Linked DNA regions of Homo sapiens: region 1 is linked to region 2. A link is an interaction called in ENCODE POLR2A ChIA-PET data of the cell type or tissue named here. Cell type or tissue: HepG2. All regions are shown on one strand. Each heading gives the region's core, and the rest is flanking DNA. Links, peaks and the distances in the headings are about the cores only.

What was found. ChIA-PET counts read pairs that join two places held together with the same protein. Peaks named below come from ENCODE experiments on the same cell type or tissue, not always from the same donor. Only the 100,000 strongest peaks of a DNase experiment are listed, where the experiment ranks them.
Region 1: POLR2A ChIA-PET joins it to region 2 with 6 read pairs; 7 of 35 experiments call an interaction of 5 or more read pairs at or near these places.

Annotation. Positions count from the first base shown.
Region 1 is chr17:39,533,290-39,537,629 of GRCh38, reverse strand. It overlaps CDK12 (cyclin dependent kinase 12), which reads right to left. Exons shown (of 14, transcript NM_016507.4): 14 at 3,086-4,340. Among named protein-coding and RNA genes, the nearest start is that of NEUROD2, 72 kb to the left of the region's middle. In HepG2, for the core only: no CTCF peak of the experiment used is centred there; no DNase peak of the experiment used is centred there.
Region 2 is chr17:39,590,642-39,595,034 of GRCh38, reverse strand. It overlaps LOC105371771 (a long non-coding RNA gene), which reads left to right. Exons shown (of 3, transcript XR_934746.3): 3 at 129-303. Among named protein-coding and RNA genes, the nearest start is that of NEUROD2, 15 kb to the left of the region's middle. In HepG2, for the core only: no CTCF peak of the experiment used is centred there; a DNase peak (open chromatin) is centred at 2,504.

The DNA.
Region 1 (4,340 bases), core at 341-4,340, 58 kb after region 2:
GATCACACCACTGCACTCCAAGAAGAGCAAGTCCATCTCAAAAATAAATAAATAAATAAATAAATAAATAAATAAATAAATAAAAATAAGGAATTATACCCCAAGTCTCTTTCTGCAGCCCAGCTACCAGACTCTTCTAGTTCTCCCTTCTTACCCTTATTTCCACCTCTTATATTGCTTCATTTTCTGAGACTTTTGGTCCCCTAACAGAAATTATAAATATTAACACTAGTATAAGGCCAAACTAAAAAGTTCCAGACTTTAAAAAAGGGACCAGGCTACTAAGCTTTCTTTAGGTCTTTGAATTCAGCCTGTTTTCTCCAGGTCCAAATGCATTCAAAATTGCATTAGCCTTGGTGAGGAGGGTCATCTACAAGCTGATCCTCACCAAGGGTGTCCCTCATTAGGCACTATTGTAGTTCTGAGACTGAGGAGGGAGAAGGATCCCCTCCTAGAGAGTCCATCAGATAGGCCCCTTAGGTAGAGAAAAGACATCCTCCAAGACTCAGACTTTGTTCTTTACTTAGCTCTGACTGCTATATGGTGGACTTCTTAAAGGTTTCTTCATGCTGCCTCCCTCAGGGTTGGTTTGGCCTGGATAAAATGCCCTTCATTCCTTTAGAGCTGTCAATACTATCTGTAGTTTACAAACATGCCAGAGCAAGATATCAAAAAGTCCATCCATTTACAGGTCCTAGAGAACCTGGGTCTAAGTAAATTTATTTCATGGCTATACCTTCTTATTCCACAGAAGTATGCTGTAGCTGAAGGTTGCAAATTGAGAATGGTCCACTAACAAACTACCCACTTAGAGGGTATGAAAGACAAACTCAGTATCAGTCTCTTTCTCTCAGCCTTGGAGTACTAATTTTTTGAGATAAGAGATATGAGAGAAATCCAGTGGTCAAAGTGTTTTGGCACCCCAGTGATTAATCACCAGGACATTAAAGCAACTCTTATCTGCTTTCTCTTAGATACCAGAGAGCCCTCTTCTCACCAAGCTTTACTTCCCACAGACACCATCTGCAACTGAGCTTAGAAATGTCATCAGCAAAAGCAACAATCTCAGGATATGGAAGAAGAGGATAAAAAGGTGAAGGTTGAAAGAGGGGAAGCAGGAAGACAGAAAGATGACTCCCTGCCTTTCCTGGCCAGGGTACAAAATAATCTTTTGTACCCTACATAACACAAATGAAAAGCTCCTTTCATAGCTCCTAGCAATAAGAAAGTATGGTTAGTTTACTTTCTCCTTCACTTTCCACTACAGTAGGTTGAGGATCCAGATAGACATTTGTCTTCTGAATTGACTCTCATTACCTTTCAAAACAATGAAATAGCAGTAACTCTAAATACCTGGTAGGGTTAAGCAATCAATACCGATGGTAGGCCTAAATTATTCCAGTTGAATGGTGAGTGGGGAGAAAGAGAAATAGGGAAAAGAAGTGGGTGGATAGGAGATGGAGAGACAGTTGCGTACAGTAAGGAGTACCACCAGTAATTCCTTCAGGTGTCGTACTCCCCCAGTCTTTCAACTCTGGCTTGGAGTAATCTCCTACTTGAGAGAATTCCTAATTAGGAACACTGGAGGTGTTCCTACAGATAAGAACTGTCACACCTGGACAGTAAAATTAACCAAAGTGTCCAGGAATGCTCACCTTGCCTCTCAGGACAACCAGAAGACTCAGCAGTTCCACCTCTCCCTTGGAATGGTTGAGTGCTTCCTCCCTTGAGGAATTCCCCATTCCCATTCCACTTAGCCCTTATGGATGATTAGGATATGAAAAGTCACTCCATAGTTAAAAAACAGTCAAGCTATGAGGCAATCTTTAATAACAATGGAAATCCCAAGATCAGCACCAAGAGCATTAACTGTTTACTTCTTTGAGGCATTAACCATACAGTTAAGGATGCCTATCTAGGAAAGAACAGTGCCTAAGAAATTGAGGTACTGAACAGCATGGTTTCTGGTTAGAAATGGCCTTGGGTATGACAGAAAAATCTAGGTTAGTAAGGTCCTCAGCCTTTAGGCCCAGAATTGAAAAGACACTGCTTCAATTTTCACTGCTATGAAGTGAAAACAGTATTTTCTAGTAGGTTGAAGTTTATACCCCAATCATGAACTTGCAACCAGGAACACATAATTCCAGAAATTGGAACAATCTTGAGCTCTCCATTCTCCTTATAAGATGTGACTTAGCCCACAGGAAAGGGAACACCACTTAAACTTTTGAGGATTCAAAAACAGGTTAGCAACTCTCATCATCACCAGTTTTTGAACTCAACTTCCTTCTAATTTCCCTTGCTCTGGTGTATCCCTTAACCTTCCTGTATGACTTGCTCACCCCATTTACAACTTCAGATACCTATCGCCCTTCTTTCTTTCTCCTAGTGGACTTTATCTGCCCTCTGCCCATTTGTCATAACTAGCAGGATTGCAGCACATACCACAGGGGCAAATTTATCCTGTGTTCTAAGCCATGAAAGAGAAGGGGAAGCAATTCTGTCTTCAGGTGGAGATGGGAAAGATTTTGGAAACAATAGAGATTTTAACTTTTAAACAACTTTTTGATTCACTTTCTGGATTGGCAACGCATCGGGAAATCTCAGCAAAGGTAGGTACACTAATCCCCATGCTGACTCTGCATGTAATAACATGGGAACTGAGGTAGGGTGGGTGGTGAAGTCTGGTTTAAGACTATCCTTTGGGTCTAAACAGCCTCTTACCAACTTCCCTTGATGACAGTTGAGCTCAAACCCACTTACCTCTCCTGTCAGGAGGAGTCAGGGTACATGAAGCTCAACTCTTTTGATGGTTTGGTACCATTATTTGTATAACTTTTCTACTTTAAAAAAATCACATTTCATGGTTTTTCCCAACTCATTTATTCTCTAGTTCCTAGTCTAGCGTTTTCAAGCACCTCTTCAAATCCTGATAACCTTTTGCTGGGAGGGGGAGTTAATGAGTCTATAATGATTCTGAGACAGAGAACCCCTAAGATAAAGTGGAGGAAAAACGTCCTTTATACATGATTAGATATGCTCAGGGGGTACAGATTAAGAAGTAAATGCAATGGAGCAAAAGTGGTATAGTAACAGGAAATATTTAATTTTCCAATCTCCACTTTCCATTTTTATAAACTGAAAGAAAAAAATTTAATATATTACAAAATATCTGTACATAGACAAGATACACCCAATGGGGGTCAAAAACGAGAGAGAAAGGAATCAGTGTCAGGAACCTAAATCAGGGAGAATGAGGTGGCAACTGACACTTTTCTGATGCAGCATTCTCTCTCAAAACCTGCTGGTAACCATTTTAGCACGGTAACTATATATGCATATTATATATACACACACACATACAAGTGGTTGGGTGATGTCTATGGCATAAGCTAATAGAAGTTCTACTTGCAAATTTGTGCTAACTGCCCTGCTTTAAACGTATAGATTTGATGTTGCTTTCAAATACTTATCGTTCCTATGGACAGTTGAAGAAAAAACTAAGGAAACTGGGTCAAGTATATTTGTTTTCAAAACCACAAAAATGATCACGGTCAAACCAGTTTTGCCTCCCACTCATGAACAGAATCAGATTTCTCATCTGTTCAAAATAATGTATTTAATAGACAATATCTCTCATTGTACAATAATTAAAACAAAACGAAAACCACTTTTGAATGGAATTAATTGGGTCTGTAATTTTCAAATAGTCAAGGTGAAATTCTGCCAAACCTTTACTTCCATCATGTTTATAGATAACGTAACTGAAAAATTAACAAATACCTTTTCTTCCTCCATACAGATTCCAGGATATTTAAATAAGTTTTTTTTTCTCCTCTGCTTTTAGAAATAGTCAAAACTACCAAACTTTGTTTTCATTTTAAAAGACTCCCAAAATGGGGGTGGGGGTGAGATGGGATCATACATACACATACACTCACACATACACTCACCCCCTTCCCTAGTAGGGATGAGGGAATGGAGGCTTAAGTATATTATTTAGGATATTTGGCATAATTAAAAATAAGAGGTGGGAGAGGGGAGGGAAAAACATTATTGATGACTGCTGATAACCAAAATACAATGAAATATATAGAGAATTTTATTCATATTTGATGGGAAACCAACTTTTTTTCATTGAACAGATACTTCTGAAAGTATCCCAGGCTCACGTTCTTTAATAAAAAACAGGGAGTGGGGCCCAATAACTCAAATTCAAATATTCTAAAACACAAAGGCCCATGTCTGAGGACTAAGAAGTCAACAGACAGAAGGTTCAGATGAACTTTAATGCGATTTACCAATAGCATGTCAGTAAGCCTAGTAAATCTAACTGGACA
Region 2 (4,393 bases), core at 202-4,201:
CTGATGTAGGTCCAGGGTCCAATTTCTTCAGGAATCCAGGAAAACCTCCGTGACAGCCTCTGGTGGGAAAACTCAGTGACCTGTACCCTAGACTTTTCTTATCATGGGGTATTCGCTTTGCATTCCAGAAAACCTCTTGGCTGCCTCTCTTCAGGAGTAAATTTGAAGATCTAAGAAATCACAGTCCTCCATGTGTGCAAAGGAAGACCTAAAAGTGTTGAACCTAAGGGCATAGCAAGAAGGTCTAGTTATGCGTGAAGAATTCCTGAACTGGGCCGGGTGCGGTGGCTCATGCCTGTAATCCCAGCACTTTGGGAGGCCGAGGTGAGCAGATCAACTGAGGTCAGGGGTTCGAGACCAGCCTGACCAACATGGAGAAACCCCATCTCTACTAAAAATACAAAATTAGCCGAGTGTGGTGGTGCATGCCTGTAATCCCAGCTACTTGGGAGGCTGAGGCAGGAGAATTGCTTGAACCTGGGAGGCAGAAGTTGTGGTGAGCCAACATCATGCCATTGCACTCCAGCCTGGGCAACAAGAGCAAAACTCTGTTTCAAAAAAAGAAAAAAAAAAAAAAAGAAATCCCCAATGATCCAGTGCAAAACCAAGATGTAACAACAACAACAATATGGAAGGTAACATACACTTGGAGCTTGTGATATGTTAGTAATTGACTCAGCGTTATACATGAGTTGATAATCCTCTCAACAACCCTATGAGCTTGGGACTGTCATTATACTTATACCACAGACAAAGACACTGAGGTAGATGTGCCCAGCTGGCAGCCTAGGCCTTCTTCCTCTTTTTCTTTCTTTTTCTTTGAGACAGGATCTTGTTCTGTCACCCAGGCTGGAGTGCAGTGGTGAGATCTTGGCTCACTGCAACCTCCACCTCCCAGGCTCAAGCAATCATCCCACCTCAGCCTCGCGAGTAGCTGGGACTATAGGCATGCACCACCACACCCAGATAGTTTTTTATATTTTTGTAGAAATGGAGTCTCGCCATGTTGCCCAGGCTGGTCTCAAACTCCTAGAGTCAAGTGATCCACCCGCCTCAGCCTCCCAAAGTGCTAGGATTACAGGCATGAGCCACCATACCCAGCTGAGCCTAGGCCTTTTTCTCAAATTGTAGGAAGAAAAGAGAATAACAGAAGGTCCAGAACTTTCTAGAAGACGATCCAATATCCTTTTCTTCCTACTTACTCCTCTCCCTCTGCTCTCTTCTTCCTTTTCCTCTGCCTGCTCCTCATCCTCAATTAACCCAGTACCCACTCTCCAGGGCCTACCCAAGCATGTGGCATCTGCCTCCTGCCACTGCTTACATATGAATAGGTGGAAACACCCCAGGAGACACCCACTGTCCTCACCCCACCCATGAGGAAACCACACATGCACTTGACTGCATCTGACCTCACCTTCCTCGCCAGAGCAGCTGCTCCTCACATCGGTAGTCCTGGCCCACAGGGTCTTTTTGCCCAAAGCTCTGGGTGAAGAATGCCACTGTGAACAGCTGCAGGACTAGGCTGGAATTCCAGTCTTATCTGGGCCCCTGGGACACTTGAGGGGAGCAATTTGCTCCAACTGGCACACTTTCCCTGCCCCTTCCCTGGACACAGGAGTCTGTCTGGTTCACTCAAGCCCTGCCTTACTCTTGCCATCTGCATCTCCACCCTCTTCCTCCCTCTTTCCTTCCTTCTTTCATCCTCTCATCCATCACACACATTCTTTCTCCTTCTCTTTTCTCTTTTTTCTCTCTCCCGTCTTCCCTTATCCCCTTCCACCTAGTTATATGATAACCCCTTCAGTCCTTGAAGATGTCTCCCCACCAGAAGAGTGGGCATTCCTCATGTTACATAAATTCCACAACTAAGGGGCTGCTGATGGGAGAGCCATCCCTATTAGGGATGCAATCTCTCTGAAGGGAAGTTTTTTTTTTTTTTTTTTTTTTTTTTTTTGTTGTTGTTGTTGTTGTTGTTTTTTCCTCAGGAGACAGCAAAAGGAACCCATAATCCAATCTGATGGATAAGCATTAAGCAGTCACTAAATCCCTGCAATCCCCAGAACAAATCCAGATCAACAGTGTTGTCCACTTGCCCAACACAAATTGAGATAAGTAATCAGGTAGGGAGCTATCTGCAGGTCCACTATAGGGCTTTCCCAGGTCCATCTCCTTTCCCTACTATTTTCAGGTCATCTAGGGCAAGGTGGCATATGGAAGGAGTAACTGGAGGCCACAGGAGCCACACATTCAGGGGACAGGGATGGGGCTGAGATCATCTTCCATCCTCTTCTTCCTCTCCTAGTCCCAGGGTTCAGACAGTCCTTGGTCCTCCTGGAATCCTTTACATTCTATCTCCCTTACCACCAGATTTCTCTCTCCCCTCTCTTCTTTCTCCTCCATTGCTTCTTTTTTGTCCACCACCCATTCCCAGGTCTTTTTCTCCCTTCTACTTCCTGTTAGTGCTTCCATAGGGAGGACGTTCAAACATTCTTGTTTCAGCACCACGGACAGAGACACCAGGTGGATTTGCCTAAATGTCCTAGGCGGGTCAGGTTCTGTCTGGATCCGTGCAAGTGGTGACCACTCATAAATTTCTCTGGGGGGGTGTGAGCGTGCGTGTGTGTACCCGAGCCTGTGTGAACGCCTGTGTCTGTGTCCCTCTGGGGCACACGCCTGTGGGCGTCTCTGGGTGCATCTGTGTGTTTGTATCTGTCTGTGCTGTGTCCCTGCCTGCTCCCCGAGTCCCTGGCTGGGAAAGGGGATGGGATGGGGACGCTCCGTTCTGGAGGTGGGGGAGGCAGCGGGTGGCTTGGTATCCCAGCCGGTCCTGGGGGCGTCATCCTTGCCCAGACGCGCGCCAGGCACCATGTGGCATGTGTGCCAGCCGGCACAGGCTGAGGGCATTCTGCCCAGCTTGGGGAAAAGTAGGGGGAGGCAGCGAGCTGGAGACGGGCAGGAAGAGGTGGAGAGCTGAGCTCAGAACTCAACTCTGGGGCCAGCCCCTTTTTCCATCCTGTGGGAACTCCACCCACCAGCACATGCTTGAGGAAATTTACAAGTTACCTGCCTTTCTGAGGCCCCAGACAACCAGATAATCATCCCTTCACACACACATATCCTGAGAGAAATGCACAGAATCCAGGCTGTTCTGACTTGCATGCATGTGTGCAAATCACCTGGTCCTTTGCACACCAATTATTACACAAATGCACACACACATATACAGAAGGGTAAATGCACCTGCACAAACACCAAAGCCATCCTCAGAGGATGAATACAAGAATCAGCCTTTTGTATCACAGAGCAGGATCCTGCACTACACAGATGGGAACCTACCTCCTATGACACCAGGCAACTGCTCTAAGGGTCTGGTAAGTCTTGTGAGAGCTGTGCCCTCCCCAAGAAATGGTCACATTTCCCCAGCAAAGGGCAGGCCCTGGAGTTGTCATCAGGGGTGCCTGCCCTCTGCACCCAAGGAAGTCTGGAAAGATATTGCTGCCTCTGTGCTCCATTTGAAAGAATAAATGAGAAGGAAGAGAAAGGCATCACAATGCCTCTGCCCTTCCTCCACCCATGCAGCCAAAGTCCTCATCCCCCAAGAGAGTCTGGTGTACTGGAGAGAAGTCCAGGTTTCTCATCCCATTCCTAACTGGCTATTTGACCCTGGGTAGGTTATTTCCCAATGAGATTTTAAAATGACAATTAATGTAAAGCACTTAGTTCAAGTGAGTTTTCATTAAGTGGTCACTATTATTGTTTTATTACTACTGTTATTATTATTGTATTATTAATACTGTGGAAAGAGTGGTCAGCAAGATTTAACGAAATAATGTAGCCAACGCTTCTAGCATAGTATCTGACCCATAGTGGGTACTCAATGAATACGAGTATAGTATGAATTTTGTGGTAGAATTTCAGGAACTTAGACAGTTAAAGGGAACTGAGAATGACAGAATTCTCTCTCCAAAATTCCCTCTCCAAACTAGAGAGATGCATTTCCAAGAATAGCAGGAAGAATGGAAGTTAGACATGTAAAAAAGCTAAAGGACAGGCCGGGCATGGTGGCTCGAGCCTATAATGTCAGCACTTTGGGAGGCCGAGGCAGGCGGATCATCTGAGGTCAGGAGTTCGAGACCAACCTGGCCAACGTGGTGAAACCCTGTCTCCACTAAAAATACAAAAATTAGCTGGGCGTGGTGGTGCACGCCTATAATCCCATCTACCTGGGAGGCTGAGACATGAGAATCACTTGAACCTGGGAGGTGGAGACTGCAGTGTGCCGAGATCGCATCACTGCACTCCAGCCTGGGCGATAGAGCGAGACCCTGTCTCAAATTAAAAACAAAACAACAACAAAACAACAACAACAAAAAAACGCTAAAGGACAAGCCAG